3 separate regions of the Homo sapiens genome follow, and all the other regions are linked to region 1. A link is a contact called in ENCODE Hi-C or POLR2A ChIA-PET data. All regions are on one chromosome and are shown on one strand. Each heading gives the region's core, a stretch centred on a gene start or an enhancer-like site at or near the end of the contact. The rest is flanking DNA. Distances are from core to core; before and after follow the strand shown. Region 1 overlaps FXN (frataxin). Region 2 overlaps ENTREP1 (endosomal transmembrane epsin interactor 1). Region 3 holds the start of ENTREP1 (endosomal transmembrane epsin interactor 1).

Evidence for each region. A loop is a pair of places that touch in the nucleus more often than their neighbours do. ChIA-PET counts read pairs that join two places held with the same protein, here RNA polymerase II (POLR2A). Pooled maps may share reads with other maps.
Region 2: a loop to region 1 is called in a map of IMR-90, with 3 times the contacts of the local background. The contact joins two enhancer-like sites. A Hi-C loop is called at or near these places in 3 of 168 maps with a recorded cell type or tissue (IMR-90, aorta and dorsolateral prefrontal cortex) and 1 of 50 pooled maps. POLR2A ChIA-PET finds 5 or more read pairs at or near these places in 1 of 52 experiments (BJ).
Region 3: a map with no recorded cell type shows a loop between it and region 1 (5-fold over the local background). The contact joins the promoter of ENTREP1 here to the enhancer-like site in region 1. A Hi-C loop is called at or near these places in 1 of 168 maps with a recorded cell type or tissue (esophagus muscularis mucosa), 1 of 37 single-sample maps with no recorded cell type and 8 of 50 pooled maps. POLR2A ChIA-PET finds 5 or more read pairs at or near these places in 2 of 52 experiments (A673 and activated T-cell).

Annotation. Positions count from the first base shown.
Region 1 is chr9:69,053,625-69,056,924 of GRCh38, forward strand. The region is part of intron 3 of FXN (frataxin); the gene reads left to right. Among named protein-coding and RNA genes, the nearest start is that of FXN, 20 kb to the left of the region's middle. RefSeq lists enhancers at 1,209-1,710, 1,711-2,210. Within about 2 kb of position 1,552, at least 3 of the 41 ENCODE cell types and tissues checked have a DNase peak (open chromatin) inside an H3K27ac peak, as active enhancers do.
Region 2 is chr9:69,377,647-69,380,946 of GRCh38, forward strand. It overlaps ENTREP1 (endosomal transmembrane epsin interactor 1), which reads left to right. Exons shown (of 11, transcript NM_001347995.2): 6 at 1-98. Among named protein-coding and RNA genes, the nearest start is that of ENTREP1, 54 kb to the left of the region's middle. Within about 2 kb of position 1,690, at least 7 of the 41 ENCODE cell types and tissues checked have a DNase peak (open chromatin) inside an H3K27ac peak, as active enhancers do.
Region 3 is chr9:69,323,436-69,326,735 of GRCh38, forward strand. It overlaps ENTREP1 (endosomal transmembrane epsin interactor 1), which reads left to right and starts at 1,780. Exons shown (of 11, transcript NM_001347995.2): 1 at 1,780-2,288. The coding sequence starts at 1,875.

The sequences.
Region 1 (3,300 bases), core at 302-2,801:
ACTCAGCCTCTCTGAGCCTCATTTTCCAGCTTCAGTGGATACCCATGAAGGCAAATCAGAGAGGGGCCTGAGTGTGTATTTGTCCAGCAGGCAGATGGAGGGAACAACAAACTAGACCCGTAGTTCTTCAGTAGGGATAAGATAACTGCCCAAAAGTTATTTAGATTACAAAGACTTGAGCCCTGCTCCTGTGAGACAGTGATGGGGTAGGTCGGGTGCATTCCTGGGAAGCATATTTTTGAAAAGCTCACCTGGGATTCTAATGTGTATCCCTAGGTCTTATTCCTAGAGATTTTGATTACTTGGTCTGGGGTGTGGCATGACCTGGGCAGGGCACTGGGATTTTTAAGCTCCACAGATGATTCCAATATGCAGCTAGTATGAGAACTTGTTTTTTTTTGAAGGAGTCTCACTCTGTCACCCAGGCTGGAGTGCAGTGGCGCAATCTCGGCTCACTGCTCCGCTTCCTGGGTTCAAGCAGTTCTCCTGCCTCAGCCTCCCGAGTAGCTGGGATTATAGGCATCTGCCACCATGCCCAGCTAATTTTTGCATTTTAGTAAAGACGGGGTTTCACCATGTTGGTTAGGCTGGTCTCGATCTCCTGACCTCAAATGGTCCACCCCCATCAGCCTTCCAAAGTTTTGGGATAACAGGCGTGAGCCACCAGGTCCGGCCTGGTGTGAGAACTTCTGAGTTGGATGAAACATTAGCCCCAGATCCTAGAAGCCAGGGAAGTGCTGGTCTTTATCGACTGGCCACCAGGTGGCAGATTTGGGCAAGGGTCTGCCTTTGGGTTTAGAATTATTGCTTAGGCCTTAAAGTAGTTCTTTTTTGCCAGTGGGAGAAAATCCCTCAAAGATGGTTTTCTGGGTTGGTTGGTTTGTTTGTCTGTTTGTTTGTTTTTTGAGACAGAGTCTCCCTCTGTTATTCAGCCTGGAGTGCAGTGGCATGATCTCACTGCAACCTCTGCCTCTCGGGTTCAAGCAGTTCTCCTGCCTCAACCTCCCAAGTAGCTGGAATTATAGGCACACGCCCCCACACCCAGCTAATTTTTGTATTTTTAGTAGAGACAGTGTTTCACCACGTTGGCCAGGCTGGTTTTGAACTCCTGAACTCAAGTAATCCTCCCACCTCAGCCTCCCAAAGTGCTAGGATTACAGGTGTGAGCCACCGCGCCTGGCTCCTCAAAGATGTTAATCCTCTTGATGGCAATTGACTAATACCAGAAAATGTCACGAAGCGTGCATTTTGGATTCAATCATGGAATTGTTGAGGACAATCAGCCATCAGACTAAAGCGATAGAAATAGTATTGGAAATTGCAGCGGGAGCACTGAATGGAGAAGGCACTCCACATAATGGAGGAGGCAACCAAGTCTTAGAGAAGGTATCAAGCCTGACTATAAGGACAGTGAGGGAATTGAAAAAACAAAAAAGGAGCAATGGAGCAGGGAAGGATTGAATGCCTTTCAAGTAGATTCAGTAATTGCTGTTAGCAGCAAAAAATGCAGTAGTGCCTGGGCAGGGCTTTAAAGTGCTTGCACAGGCAGCCCTAGAGGGCCGGGCTGCTTGGGAACTCTTACAAACTGACCTACCAACTTGAGCATCCACAGCCTGATCAGAGGTGGGGGAGTTAAGGGCCTTCTCTCCCCTAGCCTCTACTAGAGCCTGTAACTGCAGGGAAACCAAGTTGCAGGCTAAACTCTGCCCACACATGCAGACATTGATTAGCAAGCTACAAAAACAGTCATGAAACCTGTTTTTATAGGATTAGTGAAGCCCCAGTTTGACCAGAGTACTTTGCATGAATGTTTTGTTAGAAGCAAATGTGCCAATATTCTAGCAGCTGCGTTTGGTTTACTTCTTCTTCTTCTTTTTTTTTTTTTTTGAGTTGAAGCCTAGCTCTGTCACCCAGGCTGGAGTGCAGTTGTGTGATCTCAGCTCACTGCAACCTCTGCCTCCCAGGTTCAAGCGATTCTCCCGCCTCAACCTCCTGAGTAGCTGGGATTACAGACATGTACCACAATACAGGGCTAAGTTTTGTATTTTTAGTAGAAATGGGGTTTCACCATGTTGGCCAGGCTGGTCTCAAACTCCTGATCTCAAGTGATCCACCCGCCTCAGCCTCCTAAAGTGCTGGGTTAACAGGCATGAGCCACGGCACCTGGCAAAAGTCATCTTTTGGTTTACTTCTATTGAACTGAAAAAGTCACAAATATATTTATATTTAATTAAATATATTTATATAAAAATATGGTATTTAGTATTATTATTTTTAGAGACAGGGCCTCGCTCTGTCACCCAGGCTGGAGTGCAGTGGCACAATCATAGCTCACTGCAGCCTCAAGCTTCTGGGCTCAAGTGATCGTTCCACCTCAGCCTCCCTAGTAGCTGGGACTACAGGCACATGCCACCATACTCGGCTAATTATTTTATTTTATTTATGGGTCTCGCTATGTTTCCCAGGCTGGTCTCAAACTCCTGGCCTCAAGCGATTCTCTCACCTCGGCCTCCCAAAGCACCGGGATTACAGGTGTGTGCCAGCACACCCAGCCACAAATCTATAAATTTAGAAAGGAGGACTATTTCTAAAGAGGGTCCCACTACCTGTAGGCAGGAAGCAGAGCCTCTGGCCATAACTGAAAAACAAGCACTTCCAAGAAGGGGCAAAGGGAACATGAATTTATGCTGAGAGGCGTAGCTAAGCATACATATTCAACAGATTATGGGAGGATCTATGAATATTCACAAAGGGAGGATCTATGAATATGCACACATGTGGAGTAAGCTAACGTGTGCAGCATGTCTCCCATGTTCACCTTAGGCAGAAACTTAACACTAACATGTATTACAGGGCAACAAAATGAGACTGCATATCTACATAACCTAGCTATTTGGTAGGCTGAAGCAGGAGCATCACTTAAGACTGGGAGTTCGAGGCAGCTGTGAGCCATGATCGCACCACTGTTCTCCAGCCAGGATGACAGGGCAAGACCCTGTCTTAGACCACTCTGTGGTCAGTGGTTATCAGGAAGGAATGCTAGTCAGTTGTGCTGAAACCACTAAAAAGGAAGGGCAGAATTAGGTGATGAGTTGATACCAGTGGTGAAGTGAGTCTTTTTTTTTTTTTTCTTTTTGAGATGGAGTCTTGCTCTGTTGCCCAGGCTGGAGTGTAGTGGTGTGATCTCAGCTCATCGCAACCTCCACCTCCTGGGTTCAAGTGATTCTCTTGCCTCAGCCTCCCGAGTAGCTGGGATTACAGGCGCCTGCCACCACGCCTGGCTAATTTTTTTATATTTTT
Region 2 (3,300 bases), core at 440-2,939, 320 kb after region 1:
CATGGACGCATCCCCGACCCTGATGATTTTGTGCCGCCTGTGCCTCCCCCTTCCTATTTTGCCACGTTTTACTCGTGCACACCCCGGATGAACCGCAGGTATCGTTCCTGAGTTCCCCTGCAGTCTGAGTGGGATGCTGTGGGTTCTGAAGACTGAAGTGTCTCCAGAACTCACCACATGAGATCTCACTTTTCTTTGAAAAAGAAAAAGAAAAATTTTTCCTGACTTGAGGAACGTTAGCCCAATGAGTGACAAAATCAGCTAGTGAACCCTGTGGTATGGCTTTTAGAGAGTCCACCTCTGCCAGCCTTCTTTAGAAAAATGAAAAACAATTATGCTGTTTTTCAGGGGTTTCTATTCTCTCTGTCTCTCTCTCTCTGTTTTCTGTCTTACTTTCTCTTTTTGTCTGATAAAACAGATGAATCCAAAGAAAAGTTAAACTTTGGCCTGAAGATAGACATTTTCAATTTCAATTAGCTTTCTAAGGGAAACTGACACCCAGGGAGATAACAGCTGTAATTTGACATGATTGAGAGTCGCTGTTGCCTTGGAAACACTCCCAGTTAGGCCAAATCGATGTTTCATTGTAATACCATCAGCAGGTCTCAACAATCAAGAAATTCTTCCTAGCCATTAAAAAGAGATTAATTATTAATTGTCTCTCCCTGGTCTAGAAAAAATAGATACCATACTTATTTTCCTTTTCAAATTTCAAACTTAAAATTTTGACCTTCTTAAATATCAAGGATTTTTATTGGTACAGTGAAATGCCGCATACATCTGTCTGATTGTTAGCAACTTCTAGAATCAAACCTTTTTTTAAAGAATGACTTCATTTAGGCGCGGCGTGGTGGCTCACACCTGTAATCCCAGCACTTTGGGAGGCTGAGGCGGGCAGATCATGAGGTCAGGAGATCAAGACCATCCTGGCTAACCCCCGTCTCTACTAAAAATACAAAAAAATTAGCCGGGCATGGTAGTGGGCACCTGTAGTCCCAGCTACTTGGGAGGCTGAGGCAGGAGAATGGCATGAACCTGGGAGGTGGAGCTTGCAGTGAGCTGAGATCGCACCACTGCACTCCAGCCTGGGTGAGAGCGAGACTTTGTCTCAAAAAAAAAAAAAAGAATGACTTCATTCGTTTATTCATTCAACAAACGTGGAATCCTCTGTGCTGGGTTATTGGAATTCAAAATGAGCTAGACCTGCTTCCTCCTCTACCATTAAGGAGCTCACAGTCTAGGTCATTAAAATGTGTGTTGGAAGGATCACGGTAATATTCAAAAGAGGGACTTTGGGTGCACAGAGAAGGTACACCTAACCCAGAGTGGCAAGGCAGTCAGAGATGGCTTCCTGGATGAAGTGAACTTAAGCTGAGTTTAAAGGATAAGCAAACATCTGTTGAACTTTTTGAAAGAGAATCTCTTAATTCCACAGAAATACTAGTGTCTTTAGCTTCATATTCAGAGGGCCAGAAATTTCTATTTTTTAATCCCTGTAGTACATGTAGAGACTTATCAAACTAACTTGGTGCTGAGCTTGAGGTTTTTAGAGAAGTATTTTCTAATGTCCAGGGTGATGGTATGTGACTTTGAGATAGGTCACCAGTGGGGCTGCCACCCAGACACTGTTAGTGTTCTTTTCAGTGGCTTAGCTGCTGACTCGTCCCTCAGTTATACCTGAACCCTACGTCTATACCCTCCCCAGCTCACTTGCCCAGGCAGGGGCAGAGATGACTGCAAAGCTGGAGGGGATGTCAGCTGGGTGACAGGTGGCCTGGGCTAGGCCTGTGGGACAGCTTGGCCTCTCTGGTGTTCAGGGAGTGGCCTCTACTGGAATTTCAAAGCCTCAGGGGCTGGGATGGCTTCCTTAATCTTTCAGGAAATGAGCCAAGAATGACAGAGGCTGAAGAGATATGGCAGCAAAACACATGTTCTTTCTGTACCTGAGGACACATTTGCAAAAATCTTAGCGCCGTCTCAGGCTGTCTGTAGAGGGTACATTGGAGGACAGTAAAAAATGACTGATATTTCATGGTGGGGATGAGAAATACCCTCTCCAATAAGAAGAATTCTTTGACACTGAGGTTGCGGATGAGCACTCTGTTGACCTAGGAGGAGGCAGCAGACAGATTTAGTTTCTGCAGTGGCAGAAAGGGAAAGTGACTCATGTGGGTTTAGGAGCCGAGCCATCCAGCAGTGTGCTCTGAGCACTCCCGACCTTCCTGTCTCCTCGCTTTCCTTTCTCTTCTCTGCTTCACCATAATAATGCTCATCACTGCAGATATTTCCACTCTTTAAGATCTAGGTGCATCCTCGGATTTGTCTCTCTGAGTCCTGAGACAGCCTCTGGCCAAATCCAGGTTGGAAGAAAACAGACAAGCTTCTCATCAAGGGCTTTATCCTTCAAAACTTTCTAGAAAGAAGGCCGAAGGAGGGAGTTAAAGCAAAACAGTCTTGTGAGAAAGAAGACATTGCCCAGTCTAAAATACGTGCCTAGAGCCCTATAATCATATTGCCAATGGGCAAACACCTTTATTTTTGGAAATTTTACCAATATCAGAGTGCAGTCCACTTTCCTTTTCAAAAGGGCTGAATTTATTCACATTTAGATACATGTCCTATCAAAAATATTTCACAATGTGACCAACTTTTCTAGATTCACGGTATAAATCAACTTTATAGACACTCATGGTTTAACCTCAGTTGGTAATTTTCTTTCTTTTAAGCAGGCAGGCAAGAATATTCATGATTGTTACTATTTTATGACCAGTTTTATCCAGAGTTTTCACACAACAGAGGCTCCCCATTTCCTGTAAGGTATTATGACCTCTCAGAAGAGGTTTGTTTAACTTCTATAAATACAACCACTTCATGCGTTGGCATCTCCTTGAGAAAAGGCTTCTCGAGTTACTGTCATAAACAGAAGTCTGATTGCAGTTGAGGTTTCTGTCCAAAGATGGGTTCGCTACTTTGTGAATTGATTTGTAATACAGGAGGGGGCCGTGCACCCCACCCCACCTCCGCTACTCCAGGGTGTCTCTGTTCTCAGAAGTTGGCTTGAGCCAGGGATCAAGGAGTCTCCAACCTATTTCTTGAACATGGATCTGGTTTTTACTCTGGGGATGTAGCCTATTAAAGAAAACCGAAGACTGAGGGGGTCTTGGGCATTGACGTGGTTGACATGGGCATTTCTTAAAGCAGAGCCCCCCCAAACCCCACTCATTTCCTTTCCTAAGAATTTCCAAACCCAAACTCAAGTGGAGCCGGGCGATGCTTGGGGTTGAGTCAGTGCTCAGCTGT
Region 3 (3,300 bases), core at 530-3,029, 270 kb after region 1:
AAAAATTAAATACTGTTAAGCTTGTATATAAAATAGAGTATAACCTCAGCCCCAAGAAGCTTTTCATTTAACATCAGCAGCAATTTAAGAGCATATACTGTATGGCATTTTTAAAAACTGCATGAAGCCGGGCGCGGTGGCTCACGCCTGTAATCCCAGCACTTTGGGAGGCCGAGGCGGGCGGATCACGAGGTCAAGAGATCCAGACCATCCTGGCCAACATGGTGAAACCCCGTCTCTATTAAAAAATATAAAAATTAGCTGGGTGTGGTGGCGGGCACCTGTAGTCCCAGCTACTCTGGAGGCTGAGGCAGGAGAATCGCTTGAACCCGGGAGGCGGAGGTTGCAGTGAGCCGAGATCACGCCATTGCACTCCAGCCTGGGCAACAGAGCGAGACACCATCTCAAACAAAACAAAACAAAACAAAAAACCCCTGCATGAATCAACAGACTTTAAACACTTATTTTGAAAGACATTTCCCTTTTCCTCCAGAATTTGAATTTATTCATGGGAGCAGTCTGTAAAGGAAGTCCTAGGCACCATTAAAGACAAGTGCTTTAATAATTTAAGAAGTGTGCATGTAAACTTGGGCACATTGACAGTATATTACATTGGGTTAAAGTGTAACGACCAATATAAATCCAGCTTCCACAAGCAGAGCATAAAAACTGACACATACTTTTCTTGGTTTATTGGGTAGGAGGATGTTAAATACCTTATGGTAAGATAAGCTTTCTAATACTGGAACTGACTAACTGCAAAGAACACTGCTCTGGTTCTTATCAGGAAAAAAAGTCCATTATAATCATTTTAGGCACGAAACTTTCTACGCATTAGAATTCTTCCGAGGTGAAAAGTATATTATTAAGGGAATTCATTTTGCAAAGAGGAATCTTTTTTTTTTTTTTTTTTTTTTTTTTGCTCTAAAGATTTTTCATAAATTACCAGAGTAGTTTAGGATTTTATTAGGATATTTCCTCGGAAGTTTGGGGGTTCCGTGTTCTATCAGGTGATGCCTAATAGATGCCTGATATAGCTCATAAGTCAATGAGAGGACAGAGCGTTACACTTGCCATGCACTCCGGGCTGCCCCGGGTACTTTCTTTACGGATGCTGGATGCTTCCAAGGTAACCCAGTCCTTTCATTCCCGCTCCTACCGAGATGCCGGGAAAGCACTCCCGCGCCGATGCGAGGTAGGCACGTCCTGCGCCCTGTGAGCGGTAACTGCGCTCGGCGTCGTCCTTCCCGAAGTCCTTGGCTTACACCTCTTCCCATCGAGTCGCCCCAAAGCCCCTCCTCCAGGCATCCCCCTCCTTGGGCAAAAGTTTAAGGGCGGGCCCCCTTCTCACTAAAGCGCGCCAGGGCCTCTCTCGTGGCTGGACAGAGAAGGCTCCTCGCTCTTCTCTAGCCCCAGCTCGGCGGGTGGGGACAGACGCTGAGACTCTCGGTGGCCGGCGCTGACGTGTCCTGGCCGTGAGGTGCCTCCCACCTCGAGGGACTTACTTAAATATTTGGGGCAGGGCACCCTCCCAGGACCCCAGGAAGCCGGCGCAGGTTCGGCGGGGACCCTGAGGCTGTGGCGCACTTGCCCCGGCACAGCGCGAGCACGGAGTGCGCGTGGGTGAGAGTGAGGGTGCGCCCAGGGCCAGCGGGAGGCGGACCCGCCAGGCGGCAGGTGGGTGCGGCCGGCTGGAGCCAGGGCAGCGGCAGCGGCGGCAGCAAGTGGTTGGGCCGTGCGCATTTCCTTCCCTCCCCCTCGGCCTCGGAGCCCGTCTGCAGTGCCCAGTGTGCTGCGCCTTCGGCTCGGCTCCGCTCCGCGTCCTCTGCCCGCCGCAGCCGGCCGCACCCGGCCGCACCCTTCCCCGTCCGTCCATGTCCCTGCCCGTGGTGCTCCCGGGCTCCTGCTGCCCCGTGGCTGGGCTTTCGGGTGGGCCGCAGGCCGGGGGCCCGGGCGCCGCTGCCGCCGCCGCTCAGGAGCCGCCGCTGCCCCCGCTGCGGCCGCGCTGGCCCCGGGGCGCGCTGCAGCCCCCGTCGCGGCCTCGCTGCGCGGCCACCGCTGCTGCCGGGGTGCTGGCCGCGCCGCCGGCGCTCTCCTCCCGCCGGGCAGTCGCCGCCGCTGCCGCCGCGGCCCCGGGCTCCGCGCTGCTGCCCGCCCGCCCGCTGCTGTCACTTGGGCTGCTTCAGCTGATCTTGGGCTGCTGCATGGTGGCGCTCAGCTTCGGGGCGCTGTCGCTGAGCAGCTCCCCGCAGGTGAAGAACTCGTGCCCGTTCTGGGCCGGCTCCTCGGTGAGTACCGCGCGCGCGCCCCGTTCGCCCGGTCATCCCGGTGATAGGGGGCTCTGGTCGTTCCTCTCCATTGCCCCTTTGTTGGCCTCCAGGGCTGCAGTTGGGGGAGCCTCACGCCACCTGAAGTTTTTGGAGGCTGGAGAAAAATGTTCCGCGACGGTCGAGTTCAGGGGTGAATTGGGTTGCACCTGGGTAGTGTCTGTTGCGCGCAGGCTGAAGAATTTTATTTTCCCTGTCAAGCTAATAGAATTAAAGACACCCAGCTCTTTGGGAGATTGGAAGGACAGGGTGTGGGTGGCAGGAAAGTGGGAGGAAAATGATTAAACTTCTTTTGGTTATTGAGTATTTGCTGCACTGACAACGTCTGTGCTGGGAGGGCAGGGATTTTGATCATTTTTGTTCACTGATGTATCAAGAATGCCTGGCACATAGTAGGTGTATTTGTGAGATGGGACAGTTTGACTGGGGCACATCGCTTGTTTTATTCTGCATTAAGACACACGTAAATGTGAAATGTGTAGGGTGGCTCGACCCCCAGACGAGTTCAGGAGGTAATGAGGGGGTGTGTGTGAACTGGCGCTTGTACCTGGTCATTAAAGGAAGGCCTTAACCCCACTGGGTTCCTGGAGCCATGCAGGCTGCTGTGCAGAATTCAGTTTGTGAGAACCGGGACCTGTCATTATGGATGAGCTGGCCAAAAGTCCTGGAGTGCCCAGCAGCTAGCTAGAGATGTCTGCTCTACAGGACCCACTCCTCCCTCCTCCAACCGGGAACGCTGAGCCTGGGGCCAAAGAGTGCCCAACTTCAGAGAAAAGCTGCTGCCAGCCAGTATCTATGGACACCGGGTGGCCACTCCCCCCTGCCTCCTAACAATCTCACAATTTCCAAGGCATCCAACCCCTTGACGTTTTCTGGGTGTTGAGAGACTTGGAAACACATCTTTGTGGAATGACTATGGAAGATGAGCACAGTAAATAACCTCTCTTTATATCTTTTTTTTTTAATTTTTAAT